Linked DNA regions of Homo sapiens: regions 1 and 2 are each linked to region 3. Evidence: read pairs that join two places in POLR2A ChIA-PET (ENCODE). Cell type or tissue: MCF 10A. All regions are shown on one strand. Links, peaks and the distances in the headings refer to the core of each region. The heading gives the core; the rest is flanking DNA. Region 1 holds the start of LOC105372641 (a long non-coding RNA gene). Region 2 has its middle 85 kb from the start of LINC01522. Region 3 overlaps LOC105372640 (a long non-coding RNA gene).

The links. Peaks named below come from ENCODE experiments on the same cell type or tissue, not always from the same donor. Only the 100,000 strongest peaks of a DNase experiment are listed, where the experiment ranks them.
Region 1: POLR2A ChIA-PET joins it to region 3 with 11 read pairs; 2 of 35 experiments call an interaction of 5 or more read pairs at or near these places.
Region 2: POLR2A ChIA-PET joins it to region 3 with 15 read pairs; 2 of 35 experiments call an interaction of 5 or more read pairs at or near these places.

What each region holds. Positions count from the first base shown.
Region 1 is chr20:48,183,125-48,193,997 of GRCh38, reverse strand. LOC105372641 (a long non-coding RNA gene) reads right to left here and starts at 1,676. Exons shown (of 5, transcript XR_936809.4): 1 at 1,508-1,676; 2 at 959-1,104. In MCF 10A, for the core only: CTCF peaks have their summits at 2,486 and 4,604 (motif pointing right); a DNase peak (open chromatin) is centred at 4,607.
Region 2 is chr20:48,069,606-48,080,478 of GRCh38, reverse strand. No RefSeq gene overlaps it. Among named protein-coding and RNA genes, the nearest start is that of LINC01522, 85 kb to the right of the region's middle. RefSeq lists a silencer at 4,047-4,232. In MCF 10A, for the core only: no CTCF peak of the experiment used is centred there; a DNase peak (open chromatin) is centred at 4,518.
Region 3 is chr20:48,122,939-48,133,811 of GRCh38, reverse strand. It overlaps LOC105372640 (a long non-coding RNA gene), which reads right to left. Exons shown (of 2, transcript XR_936803.2): 2 at 6,998-10,873. Among named protein-coding and RNA genes, the nearest start is that of LINC01522, 140 kb to the right of the region's middle. RefSeq lists an enhancer at 6,953-7,838. In MCF 10A, for the core only: no CTCF peak of the experiment used is centred there; DNase peaks (open chromatin) are centred at 5,191 and 5,635.

The sequences.
Region 1 (10,873 bases), core at 856-8,855, 60 kb before region 3:
TCCTCTGGCCTCATGTGGCCCCCAAGGCATCCCTCATGGTCACACATTGTCACAGCCCCCATGTACATTCATTCACTTATTCAGTCATTATTTATTTGGGGATAGCCACGTGCCCAGCACTGCCCCAGGCCCCAAAAGGGGGCCCATGAGGGAGACAAAGCCGCCGTAGAGCTGCTGTTCTGGTTGGGCAAGCGGAACAGCAAACCAAATAGCTCGGTGTACCAGGTAGTGTATCAGAGAAACTAAACTGGGAAGAGGTGGGGGCCCAGGGCATGGGGAGGGTTGCATTTTAGACACTGTGACAGGGAAGGCCTAGTGGAGATGGAGACTTGTGAACAGAGACCTGGGGGACGGAGGGATCCATGGGGGTTACTAGGGTAGATCATTCCCTGCACAGGGAGCAGCTCGTGCAGAGGCCTGAGACGGAGCTGCCGGGGAGGTCAAGGGCCTGTGAGGAAACCAGGGTGGCTGGGACAGTGAGTGGAAGGGAGAGACGCAGGGGAGGGTGCGGGGAGGGGCGGGGGTCAGTGGGGTCCTGTGGGGAGTGATGGGGTCTTGGGCTTTGACTCAGTGTGAGATGGGAAATCCCTGGAGGGCTCCGAGCAGAGGAGCAACACGGCCTGACTTGGATTTGAGCAGAATCCTCGGGCTGCATGAGACCAGGGAGGAGAAGACCAGAATATTCCAAGCAAACGAACACAGGATGCTGTGCTTTGGATTAAGGTGGTGGCAGTGGAGGTGGGGAGGAGGGGTCAGGTGACAATGCCCAGGGCAGGAGGGGATGAGGCCAGGGGAGAAAACATGCTCCTCATGAGCCCCCTCTCTTTACAGAGAAAAGATTTTCCCAGAATCCCCCAAGCACATCCCTTGCACGTCATTGGTCAGAAGTGGCTCAATGTCCACCAATCACAGGCAGAGAGGTGGGATCCCGCGATTGACTTAGACCCCTGTGATTCACCTTCCGGGCTTAGCTCAGGACCATCCAGAGAGAGCAGGGGTGTTGTCCAGGAGGAGGAAGGACTGTGGAGAGGTGACCAGCATGTTGGCCATCAGCACTCTCCAGCTTGAGGTCTCAGACATACAAGCGACTGTGCCTGGATATGCCTGTACAGAGAAATGGGACACCACCTCGGAGAGTCGTCTGGAAGTTCCAATGGAAGGATGCAGGTCAAGCTTAGGACAGAGCCTGACACACTTGAGAGAGAGTACCTTCAATGTTAACCAGTGTCATTCCTGTTTGCTACGAGGACCCATATCTACCTCTTTCTCAGCCTAATGATGTCACATCACTGTTCTCCCCGCCCCCCGGTTTTCCTGCAGAATTTCTGCTCCCTTCGCCCTGTCATGGTGCTTGAAATTCCCGCATTAGTCACACACCTCCCAGAAGGACCATGAACGCCCTACTTTGTAGTTCATTAGAGAGACAGCTATGAAAATTTGAGAAAAATACATGTCATCATAACTCTATAAAAGTCATAAAATACAAACAAAAAAGCTTCTGACCTACCTACACACAGGGTACAGAGGCCATTCTTGTGCCGTGAGTGTGAGTAACGTGTTGGTCGTGGCAGTGGACACCTGGCACTTCCCCACCTGACTCCTGCTGACCCCGTTCCTGATCACGGCATGGGCGTTGTCCCAGGAACCACCCTCCACAAGTCGCCCCAGTTGGAGCTGGCCCACACCTGGCTGTCGGCCTTTACATAATGCCTAGGACTGACCAATCAGAGAACTGCTTCATTCCCTTATCCATGATGATTGGTTAACGGGGGGCGGGGGAGGGGGGGGGGCTCCTGACTCAAGGCTATCCAATCAGATTCAAAGACAGGTAATTCCAAGCTTTTCACCGGAGGGATTAGAGAAAGACTGTCTCTTCCCACGGGGTTTATAGGTGAGATTAATCAAGGGTGCAGAATTGTTGACACTCACCTTGCCAACCCATGGAGCCTGAGAATGCAGCCACCACAGAGGTAATCCTAGCTGAACCCTGAAAGAGACTTGGTCCTAATTCCAGTATCTGGGGTTCTAGATCCAGCCATGCCTGAAGTAAAACAGCTTCAAGCTGAGCCTGTTGGGGATGGCTTCCTGCCGCTTGCAACCAAACAAGTCCTAACTGACACATTGATGCTGCGATGGGGAAACTGTCACCCTCTCCAGCCATGTCACCATCTCTGTCTCCCTTCATATCCAGTGAGGGGCAGTTTCATCAAAAGACAGTCTGGAGCAGTGGTAAAGAGGACAGACCTAGAGGCCAGACTGTCTCCGCCACTTTGCTGTGTGACCTTGGACAAGATATTTAGCTGCTCTGCACCTCTGTTTCCACATTTAAAAAAACAGGGATAATTATAGCACCTACTTCACTCCAGAGTTTTGGGGATGGAATGTTAACATATCTAAAGCACTTAGCACAATGCCAGGCCCATAGTATGTGATGTGTGTTTTTAAAGAATTATTAACTTTTAGCAGCAGAAAGTTCCCCAAAGCGGCCTCAGTCTTCATGCAGGGACAAGACAGCCTGGAAGCCAATGGCCTAGTGGACTTTGCTAGGCCCAAGACCCTGCAGGAGAGACTGCCTCATAGCACCTCTTACTCCAGCAGGGACATGGGAGGGAACTTCTGGGGTGACTCACACACCAAGTGTTAGAGCACTGAGTGGCTCCTTCCATGGAAATTCGGAGCACAAACACAGAGCTTAGGTGTGAAATGGACATAATAACACATAACACGATCACATCAGCAGAGGATTAAATGAGATAATATGCAAAATGCACTTGGAACTGTGCCTGGCAGAGTTAGCCCTCGGTGGGAATTGGTGTTGTTGTTCTTACTATTGCCTTGTTAAAATATAATTGTTTCAGGTGAGCCCTGTAAAAGAAAATAAAATTTTAGAACTGTCTAAAAGTATTATGCCATGGGAGAAGTTAAGCCCTGGCGACTGAGCCACGGCTGCATATTTGCAGTTCTGCTTCTTAGATTAGAGCTTAACTGTCTTCCTCATTGTTCTCGTTGCTATAAATGACTAAGAGAGACCAAAGAACAGACCTTCTCCTCCTTCCAATCACTGATCTTTGTTATAGATTAACTGTCTCCTTTATTGTCCTGTACCTAACTCAGACCAGATGGTGCCCAAGACCCCGTGACAGTTACATCTTCCATGGAGAATGTTAAATTCACCTTTCTGGAAAACAAAAGCCATCTCAACTAATCAGATCATTTTAACTATGCATTAAGCCTTACATAGAAAGAGATTGGAATTCTGTTAAGCCTCCCTAAGCTTTGTCTATATAAAAATCCCAAACTTCTACAGTTTGGAACATTGACTTCTATTCTTTGGAATCTCTGCTTCCTAGGCAGCTTGTCCTCACACTTTGCACTTAAATAAATTCTCTTTAAACTAGATTCTGACCCTGTTGATTATATTAGGTTGACAGCCCATTCTTAGCAAATTAATTCTTAGTGAATGAATCAATTCACTTACCCCAAAATGGTCACCAAGCTCGTGCTATGTGCCAGGCATCGTTCAAGGTGCAATGGAAAAAAAGCTAAGCAACAATAAACAAAAAAAGCTAAACACACAAGACCTGCCCTCCCTGATCTAACACTCAGACCCCAACAACAAATCAAACCAATGAGAAAATGCCAAGCAGTGAGAGTGCTCCACAGCCCCAGCTTTTGGAGCTCTTGGGCTGGGCTGCAGCAGGTACAGGAGTGGGCTGACTTGTGGCAGCTGACTGAGGGCGAGGGTGGGGTGGGAATGGAGACTCTGCATGGAGGCTCCCTTGACTGCCAACTCACAGGCAGGGCACCTGCCTTCTTTGCTGCCCATTTGACCCAGTGCACACCTCCTTTCCCACTCCAACCCCTGGTCCGGAAAGGTCATGGCTGGCTTTACAGCATGTATGGCTGAGCTAGGCAGAGTGAGGCATGCACCAAGGAAAGCCTCTTGTTCTTCCCCAGCTGCAAAATCCTTCCTTCCCCACCCTGGGGAAAAGCTGGCCTGGGTTCCTAGGCCCCTCCTGACTCTATGAGCAGCCAGAGGACAGGACGGGAGGTGGTCAAAGCACAGGCCCTGGAGCCAGAGAGAGGCCTGCTGTCTCCTCCTCTTCCCACCCACTTCCCGCCCCACCTGCTTACCAGCTGGGGAATATTTAGCAAGTCACTTAACCTTTAGTCACTGAATGCCTTAGTTTCCCCATCTCTAAAATGGACATAATAATACATTTCTCCTTGGGCTGTGGGGGCATTAAATATGCAAAATGCTTAGATAAGTGTCTGACACCAGAGTAAGCCCTTAATAGATATTAACTCCTATGGATACTTCAATTAAAGGCACTTCCAGAATAGCAGAGTAAAGACCTTCCCAAATCTACTCTTCCATAAAACAATAAGAACACTGGCCAAAAAGCAACTGTCAAAATCGACTTTTCAGAACTCTGGATATTAACCAAAGGCTTAAACTGTACAAGGATGTTTATTCAGGAAAATGCTGAATCTCAGAAAGAACAAGCTTTGTTTCAACTTGCCCTAACCCATCCCCATCTCCCCAGCTCCGTGGTAGCCTTGAAAACCAACCACCTCAACTAAGCAGCTATAGAAAGCAGCCACCTAGCAGCCACTTGGGGGAGCAGAGGGACAGGAATTTCCCCAAAGAAGATATGAGGATGCCCAGTAAACACATGCAGTTGCCCAGCATCAGGAATCTTTAGGGAACTGAAAATCATGACCACAATGAGATGCCGCTTCACACCCACGAAGATGGCTTAAATCAAAAAGACAGACAATAACAAGTGTTGGTGAGGTTGTGAGAAACCAGAAGCCTTATTCATTGCCAGTGGCAATGCAAAGTGTGCAGCCACTCAGGCAAACAGTCTGATGCTTCTTCAAAAAGTTAAACAGAGTTCACACACTATGCAGCAATTCCATTCCTAGGTATATATCCAACAGAAACAAAAACACACGTCCACACAAACATTTGCATGCAAATGTTCACAGCAGCATTATTCATAATAGCCCAGAGTGGAAGTGACCCAAATGTCTATCAACTGATGAATGGATCAAGAATGAAAAGCTCCCTTTGGGAGGCTGAGGCAGGTGGATCACTTGAGGTCAGGAGTTTGAGACCAGCCTGACCAACATGGTGAAACCCTGTCTCTACTAAAAATACAAAAAAAAAAAAAAAAAAAAATTAGCCGGGCATGGTGGCACACCCCTGTAATCCCAGCTACTTGAGAGGCTGAGGCAGGAGAACTACTTGAACCTGGGAGGTGGAGGTTACAGTGAGCCAAGATCGCACCACTGCACTCCAGCCTAGGTGACAGAGTGAGACTTCATCACAAAACAAAACAAAACAAAACAAACAAACAAAAAAGAATGAAAAGTTGTGCAGTCGGCCTTCCATATCCACGGTTCCACATCCTAGGACTCAACCAATTATACATCAAGAATATAGTCAGTCCTATGATGATCATGTCTGTAGTGAACATATATAGATAGTTTTCCTTGTCATTAGTTTCTAAATAATATAGTATAACAACTATTTATGTAGCATTTACCTTGTATTAGGAATTATAAATAATCTAGAGATGATTTAAAGTATACGGGAGTATTGTGTAGGTTAAATGTGAATACTACTCCATTTTATATCAGGCACTTGAACATCCAAGGACTTTGGTATCCATGGGGATATCCATGAGGATACCAAGATGGGACAGCCAGTGCAGAGGCATGCATGTGGTAACTGTTCAGAGGGCAGCAAGGAGGCCAGTTTGGCTGGGGTGGAATAAACCAGGGGGCAGATTCAGTGAGAAGGGAGGCTGGCAGGATTCGTGGAACCAGTCCTCTACGAATACCAAGGGACTACCGCATATGCATTCAGAGTATTATTCTATTTCTATTATTCTACCACAAAAAGGAATGGAATGCTGACACATGCTACCACGTGAATGAACCCTGAAAACATTATGCTAAGCAGAGGAAGCCAGTCACAAAAGATCCCATATCGTCTGATTCCACTTACATGAAATGACCAGAACAGCCAAATCCACAGAGGCCGACAGTAGCAGTGGCTGCCTATGGTGGGAGGGTAGTGGATGGGGAGTGACGGCTCATGGGTATAGGGCTTCTTTGGGGATAATGCAATGCTCTGGAATAGATAGGGATGATGACCACACAACTTCCCGAGTTTAATCAAAAGCACAAAACTGTATACATTAAAAGAGTGAACATCATGATATGCAAATTATCTCTCAATAAAGCTGTTACTAAAAAAAGATTCAAACACCCAGTCCAAAGCACCGCCATCTCACGCTTGGACCACTCTGGGGCCGCCTCATGGGTCTCTGGGTCTACTCTGCCCCTTTGAATCCCTGGACCCTTCTGATTTGTTGAAGCCAGAAGCATGATGGCGTCTCTCCCCTGTCTACGGTCCGCCATCCTTCATTTCCTTGTGTTCACCCTTCTCTCATGATTCAGGCTTTGGCCTGTACTGTTCCCTCACTGGATGAGCCTTCCCTTCCTGTCTCCCTGGCTAATCTCTGTCCACCCTTCAGGATCCAGCCCCCTCCTTGGAGAGGCCTTCCAGAAGCCCTCTGCCTGGGTTGCTGCCCCAGCCAACTCGCCCCAGCTCAGAAATGTTTCCTGTGCACTGTTGTCTCTCCTGCTGGTCCAGCACCTGTTTTTTCACTAGATCAAGCTCTTGCAGAGGAGAGTCTGGCTTCTCCACGGCTGTAGCCTCAGTGCATATGTCAATGTCTGGCACAGGATAGGGGCTCAGTCAACACCTCTGAGTAGATGATGTCCCGGGCTGCAGTGCAGCCCAGGAAGGAGCCCAGAAGCCAGCTCTGCAGAGACCTGCTCCGGGACGTTGGGCAAGACACCACCCACTCACGTGTGAACGAGCTGGAGAGTGCTGGCAGGGCTAGTGTGACAGCTTAATTTAATTGGCTTAAATAACCTCTGCATAACAATGCGTGGTTTAGCAACAGCTTCTCTTTGTACAAGCTTTGGAGGAAAAGAATCTAATCTCTCTTTAATTAGCACCACTTTGCAGATGAAAGTGAGGCTGGCAAGGTGCACTGACTTGCTTGGAGTCACAGTTTGAAAGAGGTAGAATAATTCACCTTGTTTGTTCACTCACCCATTCATTCATTCACTTGTTCACTCAGTAAGTCAGTATTTATTTTTCATGTAAAAGTTGTCCTGGGTCCTGGGGATACAGTGGAGAAAAGACAAAAGTGGGCCTGATTCCATGGAACTGACATTCTAGAGAAAAAGACAGGTAATGACTCCAGATTTTGGTATGTGCTGAGAAAGAAAAGTATGATAGAGAGTGAGTGAGTGGTGGGAGTGGGGAATGTGTGGGGGTGTAGGAAGTGCAGCTGTTTTAGCTGGGCTGGCTAATGAAGGCCTCACTGAAGAGGTAACATTTGCCTGAGATTTGGGAAGAACATTCCAGGCAGAGGGAACAGCCAGTACAGGGACACGCATGTGGTGGCTGTTCAGAGGGCAGCAAGGGGGCCAGTTTGGCCGGGGTAGAGTAAACCAGAGGGCTAGATTCAGTGAGAAGAGAGGCCAGCAGGGTTGGTCTCACAGAGCTTTGTCAAAAGTGATGAGGATCAGAGTCTGGCTGCTGAAGTGGACAAGCATGCTGGGCTGTGGAGCAGAGTGTGCAAAATGTGTGTTTCGTGTCACATTAAACTTTCCCAGGGAGTCACAAATATGCATTCATTAAGGTGAACTTGAGTTCTCTTCTGCACGTGGCTGGAAAAGACATTCTCTTGACTCAATCTGGTGGAGAGACCCAGCCAGGACCACCTGAGACAGAACCGTCCCGAGCAGTTCAGTTCTGCAAATACGTGGAGGAAACTTCCCCAACCAAGGCCTGTGCTGCAAAGAGAGAAGTAAAGTGGGCCAGCCCTTCCCTGAAAGATCCCACAGTCCTGGGGTAAGAAACCCTTGCCCGTGTGGAACAAGAAAAGAAAGACAGGTTTCAATGCTCATAGGTCAATCCAGCAAGGCATCTTCCAGAATATCTGGGAAAGACTACAGAGGTAAAAGTCAAAAGTTGAACCATGAGGCATGGTGAGATTTGTGGAGAGAAGGTAGTGAGGTTGGCCCCAGCAAGACTTTCTGCAAAGGCAAAGGTCAGAAAGTGGGGAAAGCATGACAAGCACAGGAAGGGTGCAAAGGAAGAGGCTGGGTGGAGAGCCTGGTAGGTCCTGGGGCAGGAGGGCATGGCGTTCAGTGGAAGTGTTGGTCCCTGACCACGAGAGACCTGAAGTGCAAGCTGTGGAGTGTTGGCTTGATCCTCAGAGCTCTGCCCCTCCCTGAGAAGCCTCATGAGTCCCCTATATCAGTAAGGGTAGATCCAATCTCATAGAACAGAAAGTTCAATACAAGAGAGCCTTCGACACAGGGATGCACTCCTATACTCTACTTAAAGGAAGTTTGAGAGATAAACAGTCCATGACTGATACGGAAGTTCCATGAAGTCAATAGGGTCCACAGAACTTTCCTATTTCTGCTACTCTATGGATATTCATAGCTTATATGCAAATACTACTTCATTTTGTATAAGGGACTTGAGCGTTTGTGGATTTCGGTATCCATGCGGGTTCACTTCCTAGTCCTCATGGCCACTTCATAATCCAGGATGGCTGCGAGCACCACTATAACATCCACATTCCAGGTAGCTAGAATGAGGAATGGAATCAGAGCACAAAAGGTGTATATTCCTCCTGAACCTGTTCTCTACCCTGAAGCCTCACCAGAGACTTCTTATGATATGACATTGATCTTTACTTTATCACATGACCTCACCTAGTAAAGGGAGGGTGGGCAAAGTCATCTTCCTTCTAGGGAGCCCTGTATCCAGTTAAACTGGGGGTTCTGTTTCCAAAGAAGAAGAGAAGACTAGATAGGGGGTGGGCAGCAAGCAGTTTCTGCTAGACCCTGGGTTTTGTCTCTTCCAAGATCTTTAAGGAAAGGAGCACGAACGCTTATCTATTCCTCAAACAACGATGCTTTGGCCAATTCAAAGGCCTTCTATTCAGCAACTCACTGAGGTCCATTTTTGGCCCTAATAAACCATCTCACTCCTGCAACCTCCTTGAGGAGAGTGGGCCCAATGAATGTAGTCTCCTCTTTAGGAAGAGACAGGACTTTCTGGCTGTCCTCAAACTCTCCTGCATGATGGCACCTTGGTGTGGAATGTCCTCTGACCAACCATGGCCCCTACTAATGCTCACTGCTAAACCCAGCTTCTCTCTCCCCTTTCCACAATGCCCATGCTTTTTGAGAAATGTTTTGAAGGCCTCTTTCATTAGCTAACTCTGATGCTGGGGAAACCAGGAGAGTACCTGGGGGCAGGAGGGTGAGGAGGCAGCTGTGTGGTTGACAGACATTTTCTCCCAGGATCCCAGATGTTGGAGAGGAAGATGACAGGTGGGATAGAAGCACATGAACCCTTCACACACCAGGTTCATGCCTCAAACAGTAGCATGGTTTTGGCAAATTACTCATTAAGTAAAGTAAAGCCCCAGGTTAAGGGGTATAATTACAGCCTCTGCATGTGTGGGCAGAAGGGTGATGTTATCTCGGAGCAGGACTCTGCTGTCTCCTGGGAACTGGGCCTTCCCAGTCTGGGGCCTCATGGGCCCCTTGGCTGGAATTTTCAGTTTCACAGGCTGAGATTTTTAATGTATTTTCTATTTTCCAGAGAGGGAGGACAGAATTTATCTTGAGTGTTTGTTACCAGCCTTGTGGACCAGATAATGAAATATGAGAGCAGACAGCTGAGATGCTAGAAAGATGGTCATCTGCAGTGGCCCCTAGACTAGTGAAGCCCTTCAGAGGCTTCCAAGAAAAGGTTCAGGATCAAAGGCACTCTATTTGAGAGACCTTGCAGAGCAACCAGTACTGGCATGGAGTCAACTTTGAAAGAGAGAAAATCCTGTACAGTAAAAGCCACAGTGGCACTTCGTGACATCGCTCTGCTAGTGGCATTGAGAGCAGCTCTCAGGGCCGCATCATGGGTGGTGTGAGGACTGATTCAGGGCTGGGCTGCCCAGGTTCAAATTCCTGCCAAGGTGGAACCCTCAGCGGGTTATTACAGCCCTTTGTGACTCAGTTTCCTCACCTGAAAATAAAAATAGTCCTAGGAGGTACCTCACAGGGTTCTGAAGATTAAATGAGCTAACATTTGTCATCTTCCTTCTAAGGTGACAAGTATTGGCTCATTAGAATGGGTTAACTCGTTTAGAATGGGGCTCAGGCTTGGTGGCAGGGGCTGTTAGAAATCATGACTAAAGAAATTATGGGTAAAAACCATGTGTCCCTTATCTTTGGACACAGCCATGTTTTCAGAATTTAAAAGGCCCAAAGCCACTGATTAAAGGGAGGGTAAGGAGCCATCTATGGCAGCCCCTACGGCTAGGTGGTTGGTGAGGCTGGGGGTAGAGCACCTTCATGGATTTAATGACCATGCATGATTGCATGCTCACCTTTGAGCCAATCACTGTGGCTTGGGCAATGGACTGCTCTGATTGGTCAGCTCTGGGTCATGGGGTAGAGTCAGCCTTGCTAATCAACATGAATGACAGCAGAGTTAAGGCAGTTCCCAAGAGAAGACCAGGCAGGTGTGGCCAGAGATGGGAATGTCAGGGTTGGGCAGGCTGAAAAGGTCCCTCGATGTCACGGCACCATTGGTGTTAATCTGCAAGCAAACATGGGATACTTAGCTAAGAAGGGAGACCTTTAACACGGCCACGAAACCCGAATATCCAAGTCATTAGAGTGGGAAAGGAAAAAGATCACCACCCGTTGGTGCAGTGCCAGTCCTCAGGCCAAAGCTCGATGGAAGGAAGAACTTTCTAGA
Region 2 (10,873 bases), core at 1,288-9,287, 54 kb after region 3:
ATAGGATTCACAGTTCTAGGACTAATTCCAGTTGTAGGCACTATCACTGACAGACATACTTTGCTATAGCTGTGTCTATGAAGAATTGTCAAAATATTTTGAAATTAGATAATAATTTGATATCTATTAAGATTCTATCTTCAAAAGTCTTTTTTCAGTGAATACAGAGCATTGAGGACAGAGCAAACTAATGTAAAAACGTTTATTTTATGTCATCTTATCTTGGCTTCCAGGCTAGGGGCTGCCATAAATCGACACTTGTCACAGAACTCAAAACGTGGATGGTTCTTAGGAAGGAAGATGACGATCATTTATAACACCATGCCCGATAGGTGATTTTGATATCAAAGGCTATAGAATTCTAAGGAGGGTAAAAACTCTTCAGAATTCTTGGTCAAGGTGAGATTTGAACAGAGTACTGAGGATCAGTAAGATCATCCTAAAAGTCAGGGCTGGTGTCAGGTGTTAGATGAGATGAGGTGTTAGGTCCAAAGCAAAGGCTTAGAATCCAGAAAAGGCAAGGTGTATGGTACCCAAGACCACTCACAGGACTAAGGACTGACTGTGAGGATTCACAACCCTCAGCATGTTGTCATCCTCTTGACTATGATGTATTGCAGAAAAAAGCAAAATCAACAAAGAAAAATGGTGCATGGGTGAAGTCTGGGAGAAGTCAGGCCCAAGCTTCCAAGGGTCTCTGCCATTGAAGTCACACAAGATGTGCTAAATTCCCCCAGCAGTGAGGTGTGGCAATGCCTGGGAAGTGTCATCTACCAGGGAAGATGATTAGAGACTTGGTGCCTGGGATTTTTATTCAGGGCTGGTTATGGGGCAGCCTTGGCCTGGCATGTACCAAAATTCCAGACTCCCAGAAGAAAAACATGTTCGCCAGGGACCATGCTGTTTTGTGTAAACAGTTTAGGCACAGCGAGATGTCTCAAATGTCACATGCTGCCTTGACATCTTTGAGCCTCACAGAAACCCAAAAGCCTAACCATGAGTTCTCCTGCCCTCACCAGATATGTCACCCACCCAAAAGGAAAGAGTCTCTACCTGGCCAGTTCCCCTACCGGCTACACCAGCTGTACCACATCTGGTCCTCAACCTCATGGATGCACCTCTCTGCCAACCCACAGATTATTGAAACAAGCCAACTGCATCCTCCTGCAGGGACCAGGGGCACCTCAACCTCTTGTTGCCACAAAGCCTGCCATCCACAGCCTTGGCTGGTTTTCTCTGCCCCCCAGCACAACCCTGCATGGCCCTGCACGGCGTGTGATGCCCTCCTCCCCCAGGGTGTTAGTAGACGTGACTGATGAGCTGCTGCCAAGGTCATCTGTCCAGTGTTGGGCATCGTGTGTTCAGCCATCTCATATGCTTTAGGATGGGACATCCCTCCCTAACCAGTGGGATAAATAAGAGGTAATTGAAACAAGCACTGTGGTTGCCACTTGGATGCAGGATGTTCCTAGGAGCCCACTTCATCACATGGGGTGGGTAATAGATGGGAGGACTCATTTGTTTATTTCAGGACAAAGGCCAGGGGTTGAGGGTCGCAGTGGTCAAAGTTCTTTCGTGTCCATAGCACAGAGTGGTGGGAGGAGTCATAAAAAATCTATTTTTTATGTTTGACTGTTGGGGGGAGGGAGGCGCCCTGATGGGGTGACAGCCTCCCCAGCTGTTCTCTTGTCCCACCCTGGGAATGTCATGTCTGTGGTCCTGGAGCCCCAGCAGGTGGTCCTGCCCAGCCCTGCTGGTGAATCTAGCCATGTCGTTGTCAAATCGCCCTTCGCTTTGAACCGCTTTAGTTGCCTTCAGCTACAAACTCTCAGTTGTAAAGATTTACTCTGAAGACACTGGGGTGTCCCTTGTTACATTTTTAATTAACAGACCTTGGACTTCATGCAAGCAGTTTAGTCCTGAGACGGCAACAAGGCGCAGAATGAACACAGAGCATGCTGCTCTCCTGGGTGACTCCAGTAAGTAAACACTGTGTTCCTCAACAGGCCAGGCATGGTCTTGCCTCGGGGTCTTTGTGCAGCTATGCCTTTTGCCTGGAGCACCTTTTACTCTCTTATAAGCTTGGCTTGCTCCCTCCTTTCCTTCGGGTCTGTGTTTGGCTGTCACATCCTCAGAGTGGCCTTCCCCAAACACCTTTAACAAAGGAACCCCCCAGCTACTCTACTTAGCTTTCCCCCACAGAGCTCATGGTCACCAGATAGATTGTGTGTCATTCCTGATCTCTGTTCTTCCACACATCCTCAAGAACAGGAAATTCATTTTTTCACTGCTGTATTCCCAGCACTTGCTACATAACGGAAGCTCAGCAAACATAGTCTGAAGAAAGGATGAGGCCACGGTGTCTGAGCCAAAGCCCCCTGTTTTCAGAGACTAGGAATGGGGGCTTAAAAACAATCCTCCAGGGAAGTGGCATTTGGAGCAAAGAGAAGGACATGGGACTGAGATTTGAGAGATGTGAGTGCGGCTCCTGCTCTTTCCCTGGGCCAAGAATTGGGTGAATTGTTGTTATCCTCTATGATGGTTAAGGTTAAGTGTCAACTTGATTGGATTGAAGGATGCAAAGTATTGTTCCTGAGTGCGTCTGTGAAGGTGTTGCCAAAGGAGATTAACATTTGAGTTAGTAAACTAGGAGAGGCAGATCCACCCTCAGTCTGGGTGGGCACCATTGAATCAGCTGCCAGCTCGGCTAGAATAAAACCAGGCAGAGGAACGTGGAAGGACTAGACTGGCTGAGCCTTCTGGCCCCATTTTTCTCCTGGGCTGTATGCTTCCTGCCCTTGAACATCAGACTCCAAATTCTTCAGCTTTGGGACTCTTGCATCTTCGACCACAGACTGAAGGCTGCACTGTTGGCTTCCCAACTTTTGAGGTTTTGGGACTCGGACTGGCTTCCTGGCTCCTCAGCTTGCAGATGGCCTACTGTGGGATCTCACCTTGTTATCGTGTGAATCAACACTCCTTAATAAACTCCCCTTTATATATACATCTATCCTATTAGTTCTGTCCCTCTAGAGAACCCTGACTCATACAGATTTTGGTAGCAGGAGTAATTCTAGAGGAACAGAGTATTAAGGATGGAGTTCTTTTGTTGATTTGGGGGTTTCTGGAGTTGGCTGCTTAATATGATTAGACTCAAAAATGCTAAGGGCTCTACTTCTAATAGCATGGAGAACACCGATAGTTCTTGCAAAATAAATGCATTTGATACTCCTGATTCACTGCTCATGAGAGGCAGGAGCTTAATGACTCTATACCTGATATCTTTGACCCTACGTGGAGAACCAAGGAATATAATGAAGTTGGTTGGTTGCTCCTAAGTTCACTGGACAAAGTGATGAAAGAAAAAGAGCCTCATTTTCTTTATCTGAAAACAGAAACAAGGTCGACCAGCATGTGGCTGAGCCAATGAACCCAGGCAAGATGTGAAGAGACCTGCCCCTCCGGGAGCTGACGAACATCGCCTTGTGCCTGCCTCCTCCTTGACAGCCCCTGATTTAATGCAGAGATGGAGGCAGGGGAGCATCTGAGTCTGTTCGGGTAGCAGCAAGACTCCTTCCCGCCCACACCAACCCCAGCTAGCCTCAGAGAAGGCTACACAGCCTTGCAGAGGAGAAGGGGCTGTGAAATCTGCTGGATTCATTCCTTTCAAAGCACTTTACCAATGTGCACACACAGGCCCTCCATTCTCTCAGGAAGATCAAAAAGCAGCCCAGATAAGCTGAGATGGATGAGTCTCTCTAGAACAGTGCACGATACCTAGGGTGATCAATAAAGTGTTTGTAGAATAAGCAAGTGAATTAATAAATATGTGAATGAATGAAACCATTTTTTTGAAAATGACTTCCGTTGAGTTCCACAGAGCAGAATTTGAAAACTCAGTGATTTGTCAGTTGTTGCCAACCCATCTCCGTGGTTCAAAATAAGCACTAATTCTCACACGCGCAGATTCACAGGTGACTCATGGCTCTGCGACCCGGGCTCTGCGACATGGGCTCTGCTGGATAGGGTGCAGGCTGTGGATTGGGCTCAGATCTGCTCCACACGTGTGCGCACTGGACCGAGTATCAAGGGACAGTAGCTCCTGTTATAAAGAGAGCACACGCTCATCACAGCAGATCCCCAGGAGCAAGAGTGAGCCAAGCTGCACATTTAATCCCTTTGCTCTCATCACTTCTGCTGACTTCCAAATGGTCAAAGCAAGTCACACAGCCAAACATCAGCAGGGTGGGAAGTGTTCTCCACCTGCAGTGTGAAGGGGAGAGAGTGAATATTTGCTTAATGATAATCTAAACTGTCACAAAAACCCTGGCCCTAGAGAGTGGCTCGACCAGCTTTAATGTTGTGATGGGTCACAATCTAAGAGGCTCTGAGATTGCTATTGTTTAAAATTAATTAATAAATGAAAATAAATGCCAGAATCTGACATGCCCTGAGGGATGAGTCACAGTGACAGCTAGTGCAGGCGCACCCCACAGCCATCTGCCAGGAACTTCAAGTCTCAGAGGCACCAAGTATGTTGGGCAATTGACCTTGGGGGTTCTGGCCAACTCAGGGATGGGAGATTTGAGATCGTCACTTGCCTCCTGCAGGTGGATGCAGCACACGCTTTAATAACTCCAAATTCAACTTTAAACTGCAGCTGCTGTCATCGCCTGGGGACCCTTATCTTTTTACATGTTATCGTAGATCAGTTGCCCGCTGCTGCAATAAAGAACTCTCAATGGGTTGCCTGGAATTTCTAACTCAGTGCTCAAAAAAAACCTGGTGGATAAACCAGATGGGCTTTTGTTCAATGGTGATTGGTGCTAGACTCAAGCAGGCAATCATGGGGTCTTGGCTTCTTGGAGGCAGCCCCCACTGCACCCATGAGCTCAAGGGAGGAATTTGCTTCCCCTGCAGATGAGGGCAGTGGTGGTGTGGCCGGGTAGTAGCAGGGATGGAAGGTGCTGGACAAACACCATGCTGTATAGCTTTCACCTGTATCATCTGGCATTTGTGAAAAGGCATTTGCCAGCTTTCTTTAATGCTTGTTTGGTTCCCAACCATGTCCTTACCACTATAGAGTGAAGGGAACAGGGTGGTTGGTCAGGCATTAGATCAGCCATCATCTCATAATCAAAAAATCAAAAAATGATAGATGGCATGGATGTGGTGAAAAGGGAACAATTCTACACTGCTAGTGGGAATGTAAACTAGTGCAACCACCATGGAAAATGGTGGCAGGGAGGGCGGGGCGCAGATTCCCTAAAGAACTAAAAGTAGAACTACCATTTGATCCAGCAATCCCACTACCCGGTATCTACCCAGGGGAAAAGATGTCATTATACGAAAAAGATACTTGCTCACGCATGTTTACAGCAGCACTATTCACAATTGCAAAAATGTGGAAGCAACCCAAATGCCCATCAATCAATAAGTGGATAAAGAAACTGTGATATACTGTGATATATATATACGCACACATATATATATATAGCGTGTGTGTATACATATATTTATGTGTATGTATGTATATATACCACTCAGCCATAAAAAGGAATGAATTAATGGCATTTGCAGCAACCTGGATGGGACTGCAGACTATTATTCTAAGTGAAGTAACTCAGGAATGGAAAACCAAACATTGTATGTTCTCACTCGTAAGTGGGAGCTAAGCTACGAGAATGCAAAAGCATAAGAATGACACAATGGACTTTGGGGACTCAGGGAGAAAGAGTGCGAAGGGAGTAAGGGATCAAAGACTATAAATTGGGTTCAGTGTATACTGCTAGCGAGATGGGTGCACCAAAATCTCACAAATCCCCACCAAAGAACTTACTCACAGATCGGCCATCATCAGATTGGAGTACTCACACCTCTGGGGATACATGACAATTTTTTAAGGGTTCACAGGCATAGACAGTTTTAAGATCATCAATTTCCAGACCCCCTACCTACATGTATCCTATTTTTCAATTCCTCCTTCACAAATGCCCTCTTTCATTATATTAAAAGTGGGAGTTGAACAATGAGAACACATGGAGACAGGGAAGGGAACATCACACACTGGGGCCTGTTGTGGGGGTGGGGGATAGGGGAGGGACAGCATTAAGAGAAATACCAGATGTAGATGATGGCTTGATGGGTGCAGTAAACCACCATGGCACGTGTATACCTATGTAACAAACCAGCACGTTCTGCACATGTACCCCAGAACTTAAAGTATAATTTAAAAAATGGGTTTATCAGTCAGGATACTAACACAAAACAGAAAGCACACTCAAATTGGGTAATTCGAAGAAAGTTTAATACAGGAAATGTTTATAAAGGTGTGGGTGAAGTAAAGAAAGCCACAAAGGATAGTGCAGCTCTCTAGGGTTAGTGGGGCCCTGTGCAGAGTTAGAGAAGAAAGAGGTTTCCAGAATCTGGAGACAGGAGAGGCTGTGTAGAATGTGAAGGAGCTGTGACCTTCCTGAGAGAGATGCAGCCACCCTGGGTCATCCCACAGATGGAGCCCAACTTTATTCTTCCCTGCCCTGACCTCCAACCACTGGCAGGGAACATAACTTGGAAGCAGCAGAGAAGGGAGCCCATTGCTGTGGTCCATGCAACCAGCCTCCCAGGACAGAAGGAGGATGGGGAAGGGTGGATGGTGGAAGACGTCCTCACACAAAAGCCATCACCCAGCTTGCGTCTTACAAAGGCGTTTTCCCCTCCTGGGAAAAGTCCTTCAGGGCATCAGGCAAAGACACATTTTGAAATATTAGCCTGAGCATTGAGAACACAAACATCTCTGACAACTGGGTACCCCATCTGGGTGTATAACTGGAACCACATCCCTTTACAGTCAAATTGTTTTCAATTCTTCACTTTCACTGAAATTGAAGAGGAACCTAATAGGGATGTCAGCTCATAGATTATCAAAAATATTTTTATGATAAATCATTGTGTGATTTTTGGCACATAACCTGGAAGGAGTCCAAACAAGTGCGTGGCTTCCAACAGAAGGCCCCCCTTTCCCATCTGCTTGTTTATGTGAACGAATGCTCAGTGCTTACACCAATAAAAACAAAACGGTGTGAATAAAATTGATGATGAAACTGCCTCCTTAAAATAACAAGTAATATTCATGAATACATTAATGGAAAAAAAAATCCCACCTATCATACTAAGAGAAGAATAGCCAAATAATTTTACTTTTTTCAGATTAATAATTCTTTATCCTGAGCTCTGCCATACTTATGCTGCTTTGATCAATTGTGTTCTGCGAACAACCAGAATGATCATCCATAATGATAAGTTTAAAAAAAAACTTATTTTAAAATGTAAAGACTTATAGTCAGAGACATTTTTTAAATTTAAATGTAAATGTATGAGCATATTTTTGTTGCAGTCAGTGATATGTGATAGAGTAATCAATAAAAAAAACTTCCAAGAATAAAACTATGATACATTATGATCAAATTCTTCTAGGGGTGTACAAGTTCAAGGGGAATAAAGAACAATGAAAAGTTCCTAACCATGAGAAGCTCCTGTATGTATTTTTTTAAAAATCAATTATGACAGGTATCAAATCACAATCGTATTGAGCCTCAGTTGGACATACTTTAAGTTATATTACGGTTTTCTCTTAAAATATCCAGTATTTACAATATGCTGAAAATTTTACCCATTTATTTATTTATTTTACACAAGTAAATATCTTAAAAATATAAAATATATATGTAATTTATAAATATATAATTACATCCAAATATAAATTTAAACTTATAAAAAATTTAGCTGGTAGCTTAGGAATGCAGGAATATAGACATGATTTTTCAAGTTGAAAGAGATGCTAGATGTGTCTGCAGAAGTCAACAGGGTCAGATCTGTTTTTTGAAGGGCCTTGTTTGCCCATTACATGCTGGGAAAACAAGGAATGAAATAAGGTAACATTCACAGAGGATGTCAAAGGATGTCTACTTCAAGTGCCCAATGACAAGGTAATAATGTGCTGTCGGAGAAGGAAAAGATTGCTGTGGACGAAGGTGATCACAATGGGAGGCAGAGGGCCACTGAGGTTAACCCAGGACTTGGAGGAGTGTTGAATCGATCTAGTCTTGGAGAAAAAGTTGCCAGGGAAGTGGAGAAAAATAGAAGTGACTTAAGGATCCTGGAGTCCCTTCATTGGCAAGCAGATCAGCTGGTTGACACTCAGTTATTCTCAATTGTGATAACAGTAGTAATATTACTATTCGATATTTATTGAACACTGTTTTTAGGCATTGGCCTGAGACATCTTGATATACAGATATAGGCTCTGAGATTCTAGCACCCATCCTTGGCCACTACTCCACGCTACTTCTCTTGTGTTTCCTGGGCTGTTGTTCATGCAGTCAGTCTTTCTTTTCTTTCTTTCTTTCTTTCTTTCTTTCTTTCTTTCTTTCTTTCTTTCTTTCTTTCTTTCTTTCTTCTTTCGTTCTTTCTTTCTTTTCTTTCTTTCTTTTCTTTCTCTCTCTCTCTCTCTCTTTCTTTCTTTCTCTCTCTCTCTTTCTTTTTCTTTCTTCTCTCTCTCTCTCTCTTTCTTGATGGAGTCTCACTCTATCACCCAGGCTGGAGTGCACTGGTGCATCTTGGCTCACTGCAACCTCTGCCTCCCGAGTTCAAGCAGTTCTCCTGTCTCAGCCTCCAGAGTAGCTGGGATTACAGGTGCGCACCACCACACCCGGCTAATTTTTGTATTTTTAGTAGAGACAGGGTTTCACCATGTTGGCCAGGCTGGTCTCAAACTCCTGGCCTCAAGTGATCTGCCTGCCTCAGCCTCTCAAAGTGCTGTGATTCTAGGCATGAGCCACCCTGCCCGGCCCCTTTTTTATTTCTTTTAGCAAATAATTGTTGCGTGTTGACATGGGCCAGGCAGTTGGATATATTTATTCATCTTAACTGTTGGTAAGTTCTCATCTGCACTGATTTCCCTGCAAAAGCCTCGTTCTTGGCATGGTTTGATTGGGAAGGAGTGGCAACTCCCTTCTCCCAGCCTTGGAAGGGAGCCATGGTCTCTCTGCTCCCAGGTCCAACCCATCCTGGCTAGTTCTTTGAGTGTCCACTGCAGAGGAGACAAAACTCCACTTTCAACCTCTTAGGGTTCCAGCTGGGCTCTAGAATGAAATCGACCTAAAATAGATTAAGAGGAGAAAAGCATACAAATTTATTTAGTACAAGTTTTATGTGGCATGGGAGCCATCTTAAGGAAATGAAGACCCAAAGAAGCAGAGTCAGTCCCTCAGATAGTGAAATTGGACAGAGAACAGTAAGTTGTGAAAAAGCAGCTCACTCATGTGGGGAGGCTGAAAAGATAAGAGTTGTTTTAACAAGGTCTGTACAGAATTATCTCGGCTAGGACTCCCCATCAAAGAATGTTTCTTTTCTCCTGGCACAAAGAGGGCATCTTTCCCATGGGAATTTTTATCTCCCATCTTCAGGAAGAAAATGTGAGATCAGAATGCTCTTCTTGCATCTGCTGTTTTTCAAGCACCTTTAGTTCACAGTAATCCTCAAGTTGAAGCAGCGTATTTGGGGTGGGTGAGAGAGTTCTCACCCTTCACCACCTTTCTCAAAACCCTGAAACCTCTTCCAGTCTGCACCACACCCTCCTGCTCAAAGTTTATGAAGTTTTCCCCAGGACACCTAATCATATTGGACACAGGAACTACCTATTACACTTCTGAATCTCCCCAAGATTTCTAGCTCAGAGACGCCTTCTGAGATGAGATCTGAGATTTTGTTCAGTTATGAGTTCCCCCCGAAATGGACAGTACCTTAAACAAGATAAAGTGTCCTTCTGTCTTATGTAAAGGAGGACAGCCTAAGGCTAATACAGCGGCCCCCATGCCATCGAGGAGCAAGGCTCCTTCTAGCTTGTTACTCTGCCATGATCAGCAAAGGGTTTCTCACTCATAGCTCAAGGTGACGGCTCCAGATCAGACGCCTGAGTCTGCATTCCAGCTGGCAGACGGACAGAGGGAATGTTCTCACTCCTTAAGATACCTCTCAGAATCTGGACACAACAAATAGGTTTATATTCCCCCAACTAGAACTTCTTAGCCACATCTACCAGCAAGCCTGGATGGAAAATGGAGTTTTGATTCTATATGGCCATATGGCAAATAAAATATCTAATAAAAAAGAAGGAAAACAGATGGCGACGAGGAGCCACCGCAGTCTGCCATAGCATCTCAACACATCCTCTCCACCTTGACTTGACCCATCTCTCCAGCCCAGCCCCATCCTCTGGTTCTATTTCCCCCCCGAGGCTTGGAGATCAGGGCACAGAGCCTCCCTGTCTGTTTGCAGCCCTCCTCCCCATCCCCCAGGAAAATCCTAGCTTAGGAGTTACTAATACCAATACTGAGTATTTCCCAGGCCCTTGTGCTTCTCTGACTTGTAACATTTAGAAATTGTAAGAACATGTTCACAGATGGGCTTTTCCATTAATTTATAATCCAATTTCCATCTTTTGAAGCAAAAATAAAGGTTTTCTTCTCATTTAGTTTGTCAGCTGTCACCAGGAGGTGGGCAGGAAGGGCCCTTACATGTCAGATGCTTGGGTGGTGGCTACACAGCACTCAACAGCTGTTGGAGCATGAAAAGGATGAGCTCGTGACGGTGCAAGGTCTTAACCAGAACATCTGCCAGGATGCTTGCAGAAAAGGAATTTAGTCAATGTCGGTGTTGGGGATCCTCTGGAAGGAACAGTAAATCAGGCTTTTTGGTGTCTCAACAGCCAGGAATAATGCTGTGTGTGTCATCCTATAAAGTACTGACATTTCCACTAAAGACACAGGAATTATGAATTGGAGCAGAAACCCTGAGACATTCCAAATTTAAAAAT
Region 3 (10,873 bases), core at 915-8,914:
AACATAATAAAGGCCATATATGAAAAGCCCACAGTTAACATTACACTCAATGGTAAAAAACTGAAAGCTTTTCCAGGAAGAACAGGAAAAAGACAAGGATGCTTACTCTTACCACTTCTATTCAACATAGTACTGGAAGTCCTAGCCAACACAACAAGTCAAGAAAAAGACATAAAAGGCATCTAAATTGGAAAAGAAGAAGTTAAGCTTTCCCTTTTGCAGATGGCATGATCTTATATATGGAAAACCCTAAAAACTCTTAAAAAAAACCTGTTAGAATTAATAAACAAATTCAGTAAAGTTGCAGGATACAAAGTCAACATACAAAAATCAATTGTGTTTCTATATACTCACAACAAACTATCTGAAAAGGAAATTAGAAAATCAATCCAGTTTACAATAGCATTAAAAAAATACTTAGGAACAAACTTAACTAAGGAAGTGAAAGATCTGTACACTGAAAACTACAAAATATTGATGAGAAAAATTAAAGAAGACACAAACAAATGGAGAGATGTCTCATGTTCATGGATTGGAAGACTTAATTCTGTTAAAGTGTCCCTACTACCCTAAGCATTCTACAGATTCAAAGTAATCCCTATCAAAATCACATGGAATTTTATTTTTACAGAAATACAAAAAAATTCAGAAATTTATATGGAACCACAAAAGACCCAGAATACCCAAAATAATCTTGAAAAACAAGAACAAAACCAGAGGCATAACATTTCCTGATCACAAAATATATTACAAAGTTATAGTCATTAAAACAGTATGGTACTGGCATAAAGACAGACCTATAGATGAATGGAATTATAATAGAGGGCCCAGAAATAAATACCCAAATATATGGTAGGATGATTTTCAACATGGGTGCCAAGAATACACAATAGGGAAAGGATAGCCTCTTCAATAAATAGTGGTGGGAAAATTGGATATACATATGCAAAAGAATGAAATTAGATCCTTATCTTTGTCTTACACCATTTACAAACATCACCTAAAAATGGATTAAAGCCTTAAATGTAAGATCTAAAACTATAAAGCTCCTAGAGGAAAGCATAGGGGAAAATTTCATGACATTGGTCTTGGCAGTGATTTCATGGATACAACACCAAAAGCATGGGCAACTAAAGCAAAAATAGACAAGTACGATGCCAAACTAAACAGCTTCCGCACAGCGAAGGAAACAATCAGTAGAGTAAAAAGGTAGCCTACAGAATGAGAGAAAATATTTGCAAACTATGTATCTGATAAGGGATAATTTCCAAAATATATAAGGAACTCCTACAACTTTATAGCAAAAAATCCCTAATAACCCAATTAAAAAATGGCTAAGGATTTCAATAGACATTTCTCCAAAGAAGCATGACTTTTAATTAGCCTAAGCAGCCTTACAGAAGGTGGGATATGGAGCAGGGTAATTGTGCAGAGTGATTTTCCCCTAAAAGATCAGCTGCCCTGGATGTCCCAGCTGGTGGGAAGATGTTCAGCCCATGCTGGGGCAGGGCCACAGAAGGGCTGAGCTGGACATAACCAACCACAACTTTCACCCGGATGTATCTCTTTGCAGCCAGGAGGCCATGACTTTTAATGGAGGGTTGCAGATCTATTTTATGTATGCTAGATGAGATTTTAAACAGACCTCAAAGAGCTAAGACAACTGCCCCCAAAAGGGCAGGGCTGGATTTTCTATCTTGGACCAAATAAGCAGGGATGAAGGTAAAGGGAGGGGTATAGAGCCAAACCTGCTTTTTATGACTGGGAAGGGGGAAGCGGGGGTCTGAATCTAGATTTAAAGGAGGAAATAAATAGAAAATGAAATTCCTTTTTCTTAACAAATAAAATAATCGGGGCACTGTGGTTTCTTAGAGGAGAAATTATTTCACTCTTCCTCCTTCTCCAAAGCTATAGATTTTTCTACTCCTTTGCTCGTTAATCAACTAGAAATGTGACTTGGGGGAGGCAGAGCAACAGCATTTTTTGCTCTGGAGTTCATTAGGAATTCTGGAAAGCTGACATCATAACTCACTCCTAGTGCAGCTGGCTGCCAACTTCCCAGAATCTGAGGTTGGGGAGCCCATTTAAAGCTGCAGGCAGCCTTTCTGCAAAATAACTCAGCTCAAATAGGATGTCTATTTATAAGCAGGACATCAGGATTTTCCTAGGAGTCTAGACTTCAACAGCTCCTTTAGTCCAGGAAAATGTCGGCTTAAAAATTGTATTACCACAGGCTGGGTGTGGTGATTCATATCTGTTATCCTAGCACTTTGGGAGGCCGAGGCAGGAGGATCACTTGAGGATGGGAGTTCGAGACCAACCTGGGCAACATGGCTAAACCCCCAATTCTATTTTTAAAAACAAAAAAATTAACCAGGAGTGGTGGTGCATGCCTGTAGCTACTACAGGCACTTGGTAGGTTGAGGTGGGAGGACTGCTTGAGCCCAGGAGTTCAAGGTGACAGGCAGCTGTGATTGTGGCACTGAACTCCAGCCTGAGCAACAGAGTGAGAAAACCCTATAGCTAGTAAGAGAGCAAAAACTAAGTTAGACGTGTCAGAAATAATAACAAAAGCCAGTAGGAAAATAGGATTCTCATTGCTAAAAAGCAGACGTTCATAAGACACATACCTGCACGTTGCTATTTTGCCAATTTAAGTGTGACCTATAAAAATAATGTAAAAGAGTTGGTTATTGACAATCTTTTCCCATAAAATATTTAGAAGTCTTGCTTCCTTATTTTATGAACTTGACTTTTTTAAGGAGGAGAGATGGATTATTCAATTCAACAAATGGGCAATGAGCTCCAACAAAAGGCTGCCTTGTTTATCTTGAATTTCGGAAGTGAAATAGACACGGGGTCTTGATGCCCCATCAAGGGCATTGCCCCAAGGGCAATGCATATCTGAAGTGTTGGGCTGACAATCTCAGCCCTCCTTAAGAAATAACATCGATCGTAAGCACCTTCAGAAAATACAGGCAGAAGAAACACTCCTAACTCATTTTATGACACTCACTTATGACACTATAATACCCAAATATGACAGATAGTCAGATTTCAGCACTGAACAGATAGTCAGATTTGGGTATTATAGTTTCAAGACATCTCAAATTTATTCCAATGTCTCTGGGCTATGCTGTTTCCAGCAAATGTCTACCAGGAGCTTCCACGATAGGCACGATACCTTTTGGTGGAAAAGAACATCTACTCGCTACCGTTTTTTTCCTCCCTGGACTAGTGTCATCTGCCCATAGACAATAGCTTTTTCTTTAGTACTTTTGTGAAACCTTCATCTCATCCACTCCAATGTCTTTGATTGGCCATTATGTTCACCAGGTTCACAATAAAGTCAGAAAGAGGTGACAGTATAACATTGCTTCTCCTTCTTCTCCCATGTTCAATTCAATGTGTCAGAGGCTCCTGTTGGTTCTTTCTTCCAAAACATTGGAATCTGAATGCAACTCCTGGTCTCTGCCGCTGTCATCGTGGGTTAAGCCCCATCATCCTTCTCCTGGTTTGCTGACAGCTCCCTAACTTGACTTCTTGCTTCCCTTGTCTATAGACTCCTATGTACAGAAATGAAACTGTTCAAGGATATTCTTTTTAGCCTTTTTATTTTAAAATCAAACACAGGTACAAAAAAAACACAAAAATGTATAGCTTAGTGAGATATTATACACAAATATTCTTATCACCAAGACTAAGTCAAGAAAGAGCACCTGGCCAGAGTCCCCTTCACGGCTGCATCCCAATCACAGTCTGTCCCTTCCTCCCTCCAAAAGTAACCCTCATGCTGATTCTCATAGTCAACAACCTCCCTACAATCTGCATGGCTTAATCACCCCCATGTGGCTCCCTAGACAGCATAGTTCACGTTACCCATTTGGTAAATCTTGGTAAGTCTCTTAAATTTCCAGATTTCCCTTCCATGCCTGTCTTTTTCTTAAAACTTCTTTGTCACAGTGCCTGAACCCTGTGACCTATAAAGATTTTCACAGTCTGGATTTTGGCGAATCCGAATTTATGGTGCAGTCAGCACATTCCTGTCTCTGTCCTGTGTATTTCTTGCAAAATAGCAGCTGGATCCAGCAACTTGTTCAGAATTAAGTGTGATTGTGAAAAAAAAAAAAAAGTCTGAACTATAAAGAAGCTATTGGGGAACAGTTGTAAAGTTGTAAAGTTAGATCATGATGTTAAAGCCCACCCACCTAAGACTGCCAGGAACTTCCCTGCAGTCACAGTCAGTTTATTTAGCTTGCTGCAGTCAGGGAGATTCCCACGCCCATGGCCACCTGGGGGCATCTCAGTAAGGGGGAAGGGGCAGTGCTTTTTAGAGGACCTAGGCTTCTACAGAATGGTTCCAAAAAGGGATTAAGGAGGCAAGGTCAAGAAGTGAGGGCAACTTGGTGATTGCGTATCTTAAATACTTTATCTCAGGAGTGGGAAGCTTGAAGCAGGCTAGAGTTGTCACTGGTAAAGAGGCAGCTGTCACTCATGTTAGAAAAGGGGCATGTTCAGTCATTTCTGTGGCTGCAGAGTGGTCTTATCCCTGCCTACCTCTAAACACAGTCAACTTGTGGCCTTGTCTGAACGAGTTCATATTCTTTGAGTGTGGTTCATGTCGACTCAGGAGCATCATGGCCTGGAGGGTTGTGTTTCTCAGTTCCCTCCATAGTCTAGATGCAAACAGGACTGTTTTTTTTTTTTTTCTCCCTTACCAATGATCATATTATGGAAGGCCTTGGTTTTCACCCTGAGAAGGTTTGTATATAACTTGGCAGATGAGACAGAGTTATCAAAGATAGTTGGGTGCTGGAGTAATCAAGTTAGAATTGTACTTGAGAGATCAGGTATCTGTCAGTCTTTTGAAAGAGAAAGGACAGGAGGTAGGGTATTAAGGGCAATTATGGTCCAGGCTAGAGAAGGTGCAATGCCAATGAAGGTACCAGGCATAGGAAGAAAACAAGCTGACCAATAGAGGAGGCATCTGAGGGAGGGAACAACAGGCTGTCCCCTGGATTGGATGCTGGCGGTGGAAGAAGATAAAGTAGGAGGTGCTGATGTTTGCTCACCCAACAGCTGTCCCCACCCTACTTGCTAACAGGATTTTTTTCTAGGCAAAATGGAAATGGATCACAATTGGTCAAAACCAGCCTTGGCTATGCCAGTCACCTTTGCCAGATACTTCCCAGCTCCCTTTACAGTGAGGACTTCCCTATGACTCATTCTGGCCCAAAAGACCGAAGAGGATTGTGACAGGTCTCCTAAGAAAGGTTTTCATTTCTTATAAAAATAACAGGTGTAAAGAGGGTGTTCCTTTGAATTGCCCCTATTTCGTTGTTTTGGCTTTGATCCTAAACTGGAAGCATTGAAGCCAAGCCTTTGATTAGCTCCCATTTTCTACAATAGGAAATTGGAATACGTAATGCCCAGATCTGCACCCCACCCCCCAGTCTTTTCCTAAAAACACTGGTATTTTCTTTCCTAAAAACACTGGTATTTTCTTTTCCTATCTTTTGAGATGGAGGTATTGCTCGTGTCTGGGTGAATTGCTTATGCCAATGAGATGTTCGTAGACACGGCACAGGCAGAAGCCTGGAATGTGTCGGCACTGCCAGGCCTGCCCTCTAATGCTCTTGATTTTTCCCACGAGACGAGCGTGCCCCAGGGAACTTTGGCTCCAGCTGCAGGATGAGAGGCATGTGGAGCACGCAGGGTTCCAACCCTCAGCCTGGAGTCAAGCCCAGACTAGATCAGCCTAAGCCCAGCCAAGCCACGGGTGCAGGAGTGAAAAGCAAATGCTAACTGTCCATGACATTGACTTTCAAAGGGGCGTGTCATGTTATGTGGCTCATCCCAGCAACAATGAAGATATTTCTCTATCAGTCAGTCGGTAAATAATTATTGACAATGTGCAAGGAAGCTGGAGTGATTGGAGTAGATTTGGTCACTATTCTTATGGAGCTTATTTTCTAGAGGGGAAGACATATGATGGATCAATAAATATAAATTATTCTATTAGGTTGGTGCAGCAGTAATTCCAGCACTTTTTTGCCAGTAAAGGTAATGGCAATCAAAAGTGGGGAGGAGCCGGCGCTGCAGTTCATTGAAAGTAATGACAAAAACTGCGATGACTTCTGCACCAACCTAATAGAATAAATTACGAGTGCGCAAAACGCTGTGATGGGAAAGTTCCAAGTGCCAGGACAGCATCTAGCTTCCTGGACTCAGGAGATGGGGGTTTTCAACCTAAGCAAGGTTAAGTCCAAGTGGTGGGGGCAGGCGGGGGGGCGATATTTCAGTGGAGACTCCAAGGATGAATGGAAATTAGAAAAGTGAACGCAGATGGTGAGGGGGGAGGGGTTTCAGGCACAGAGAACAGCATGTGCAAAGGCCTAGCGGGGAGGACATCGTGTGTTCTGGATGTCCTCCCCGCTGAGGGGCGGGGACTGAGGGGCAGCCAGCAGGCTGGAGCTGAGCGGGTGGAGAGGAGGATGGGGAGCCGGGCAAAGGCGCTCCACGCAGGGGGCACAGCAGGGGCAAAGGCCCGGAGTCAGGCCTGAGCCTGTGTGGTTTCAGGAAGTGACAGAGGCCTGTCTGGGAGGAAAGTAACAGCAGAGGGGAGACCATAAGGTCAGGGCAGAGGGCAGGGCCGTGCTGGGCACTGTGGGCTGTGGATAGGACCTGGCATTTATGCTCGGGTGAGGGGAACATGTTAGAAGATTTTAAGGAGGGCAGGAACATCTGGGGATAACGTGTATTCTAGAATCTCAACCAAGTAAATTCTAGTTTGAATGTTCACAAGACTTCTGCACAGGCAAAGTGAAAGATCGTTTCTAGAGCTGTGAGATAAAATCATAGTAAAAGAGAGTTACTAAGTTTTTAAAGGTTATTTCAAATGGTGGATTTCCACCTTACAATTGAATATAAGTAGATTGTAAGGTTGATGGAAAGTAGAAAAGTTTCCTGACTTGTGTGAATATAAAAGAAACATCAGTTTGAAAGAAAACATTTATTTATTTACTTCCTCTGCAGTTTTCCTGACTGCTACATTTCATGAGAAGGGATTATTCTTGAGGGTTCTGGAGCTGCAGCCCAGGGGAGGAGCCAGTGCTGCCACTGACACCTCAGGGTCGTGGAGGTGAAAATCCCAGAGGAACAGGTGCTCCTGTTGCAGTTTGAGGTTCCTGGAGCTGGAGACGCAGGGAGAAGATGGCGCTGCTGTTCTAATTTAAGGATCATGAAGCCGGAGACGCAGAAAGGAGCTGGTGCTGCCACTGCTCACATCTGAGGGTTTTAGAGCTGGAGCCTGGGGGTGGAGCTGCTGCTGCCTTTGAAGTCTGAGAGTCATTGACCTGGAGGTCCAGGAAGGAGCTGGTGCTGCTGTTCTAGTTTGAGAGTCATGGAGCTGCAGACCCAGGGAGGAGCAATGTTGTCATAGTTCAAGGGTCAGGAAGCTGATGACACAGGAAGGAGAGATCTTGATCTGCTTTGAGGGTCGTGGAGCTGCAGACCCAGGGAGGAGCAATGTTGTCATAGTTCGAGGGTCCGGAAGCTGGCAACACAGGGAGGAGAGATCTTGTTTTAGTTTGAGGGTTGTGGAGCTGCAGACCCAGGGAGGAGCAATGTTTTTGTAGTTCCAGGGTCCGGAAGCTGGTGACCCAGGGAGGAGAGATCTTGTTCTAGTCTGAGGGTCGTGGAGCTGCAGATCCAGGGAGGAGCAATGTTGTTATTTGGGGACTGGAAGCTGCAGACCTAGGGAGGAGAGGTCTTGTTCTAGTTTGAGGGTCATGGAGCTGCGGACCCAGGGAGGAGCAATGTTGTTTTAGTTCGAAGGTTCGGAAGCTGGTGACTCAGGGAGGAGAGGTCTTGTTCTAGTCTGAGGGTCGTGGAGCTGCAGATCCAGGGAGGAGCAATGTTGTTATTTGAGGGACTGGAAGCTGCAGACCTAGGGAGGAGAGATCTTGTTTTAGTTTGAGGGTCGTGGAGCTGCGGACCCAGGGAGGAGCAATGTTTTCATAGTTCAAGGGTCCGGAAGCTGGCGACACAGTGAGGAGAGGTCTTGTTCTAGTTTAAGGGTCGTGGAGCTGCAGACCCAGGGAGGAGCAATGTTGTTATTTGAGGGACTGGAAGCTGATGACACAGGGAGGAGAGATCTTGTTTTAGTTTGAGGGTCATGGAGCTGGAGACCCAGGGAGGAGCAATGTTTTCGTAGTTCGAGGGTCCGGAAGCTGGTGACCCAGGGAGGAGAGATCTTGTTGTAGTCTGAGAGTCATGGAGCTGCAGATCCAGGGAGGAGCAATGTTGTTATTTGAGGGACTGGAAGCTGCAGACCTAGAGAGGAGAGGTCTTGTTTTAGTTTGAGGGTCGTGGAGCTGCAGACCCAGGGAGGAGCAATGTTGTTATTTGAGGGACTGGAAGCTGATGACACAGGGAGGAGAGATCTTGTTTTAGTTTGAGGGTCGTGGAGCTGCAGACCCAGGGAGGAGAGATCTTGTTTTAGTTTGAGGGTCGTGGAGCTGCAGACCTAGGGAGGAGCCATGTTTCCATAGTTCAAGGGTCAGGAAGCTGGCAACACAGGGAGGAGAGGTCTGGTTCTAGTTTGAGGGTTGTGGAGCTGCAGACCCAGGGAGGAGCAAGGTTGTTTTAGTTTGAGGCTCCGGAAACTGGCGACGCAGGGTGGAGAGGTCTTGTTCTAGTTTGAGGGTGCGCCCAGGGAGGAGCAATGCTGTCATAGTTCGAGGGTCAGGAAGCTGATGACACAGGGAGGAGAGATCTTGATCTGGATTGAGGGTCGTGGAGCTGCAGACCCAGGCAGGAGCAATGTTTTTGTAGTTCGAGGGTCCAGAAGCTGGCGACACAGTGAGGAGAGGTCTTTTTCTAGTTTGAGGGTCGTGGAGCTGCAGACCCAGGGAGGAGCAATGTTGTTTTAGTTCGAAGGTTCGGAAGCTGGTGACCCAGGGAGGACAGATCGTGTTCTAGTCTGAGGGTCGTGGAGCTGCAGATCCAGGGAGGAGCAATGTTGTTATTTGAGGGACTGGAAGCTGCAGACCTAGGGAGGAGAGGTCTTGTTCTAGTTTGAGGGTCATGGAGCTCCCGACCCAGGGAGGAGCAATATTTTCATAGTTCAAGGGTCCAGAAGCTGGCGACGCAGGGAGGAGAGGTCTCATTCTAGTTTGAGGATCATGGAGCTGCTGACCCAGGGAGGAGTAATGTTTCTGTTGTTCGAGGGTCAGGAAGCTGGCGACCCAGGGAGGAGAGATCTTGATCTGGTTTGAGGGTTGTGGAGCTGCTGACCCAGGGAGGAGCAATGTTGTCATAGTTCAAGGGTCAGGAAGCTGACGACACAGGGAGGAGAGATCTTGATCTGGTTTGAGGGTCGTGGAGCTGCGGACCCAGGGAGGAGCAATGTTTTCATAGTTCGAGGGTCCGGAAGCTCGCGACCCAGGGAGTAGAGGTCTTGTTCTAGTCTGAGGGTGGTGGAGCTGGAGATCCTTGGACGAGCTGGTGCTGCAGTTTAAATCTGTGGATCCTGGAGCTGGAGCCCTAGGCATTAGCTGGTATTGCTGTTGTTCATATATGAGGGTTATGGGGCTTGAGGTACAGGGAGGAGACGCTGCTGCTGTTCAAATCTGCGGGTCGTGTAGCTGGAGAGCGGGGAGGAGGTAGTCCTGGTGTCTAGTGTGAGGGTGGTGGAGCTGTAGACCTGGGGAGGAGCTGGTGCTGCTGTGTAGTTTGAGGGTCATGGAACTGGAGACCTAGGGAGGAACCAGTACTACCGCCATTGAAGTCAGAGGGTTGTGGATCTCGAGTTTTCGGGGACAGCCCGTGCTGCTATGTAACTGTGGGGAGGATCCAGTGTGTCAGGTGATGTCTGAGGGTTTGGGAGCTGGAGACCCAGGGAGGAGCCGGTGCTCCTCTTCTAGTTTGAGGGTAGTGGAGCTGGAAATCCTGGGAAGAGCCAGTGCTGCCATTTAAATCTGTGGGTCCTGGAGCTGGAACCCTTGTGGGAAGCCGGTTCTGCCATTCATGTCTTAGGGTCGTGGAGCTGGAAACCCAGGGAGGCAGCGGTGCTGCTGTTCTAGTTTAAGGATCATGAAGCTGGAGATCTGGACAGGAGCTGGTGCTACCATTATTCAAATCTGAGGGTTGTGGAGCTGGAGCCTTGGTGAGTTGCCGGTGCTGCCTCATCTGAGAGTTGCTGAGCTGGAGATCCAGACAGGAACCTGTGTTGCTGTTGTAGTTTGACGGTCATGGAGCTGGAGACTCAGGGAGGAGGGGTGCGGTTCTAGTCTGAGGGTTGTGGAGCTGGAGACCCAGGGAGGAGCTGGTGCTGCTGCTGTTTAAGGCTGAAGGTTGTGGAGCTGGAGACCAGGGAGGGAGCTGCTGTTGCTGTTGATCAAGTCAGAGGGTCATGGGGCTTGAGGTACAGGGAGGAGCTGGTGCTGCTGTTGCAGGTTTAGGGTCATGGAGCTGGAAATCTAGGGAGGAGCTGCTGCTGCTGTTCAAGTTTGAGGGTCGTGTAGCTGGAGAGCGGGAAGGAGGTAGTCTTGATGTCTAGTGTGAGGGTGGTGGAGCTATAGACCTGGGGAGGAGCCGGTGCTGCTGTGTAGTTTGAGGGTCATGGAACTGGAGACCTTGGGAGGAGCCAGTGCTACTGAGGGTCGTGTATCTGGAGCTTTGGGGAACAGCCCGTGCTGCTGTTTAACTGTGGGGAGGATCTGCTGTGTTAGTTGAAGTTTGAGGGTTTGGGAGCTGGAGACCCAGGGAGGAGCTGATGATGCCATTCTATTTTGAGGGTCATGGATCTGGAGACCTGGGGAGAGGCCGGTACTGCTGTTGTAGTTTGAGGTTCGTGGAACTGGAGACAGGG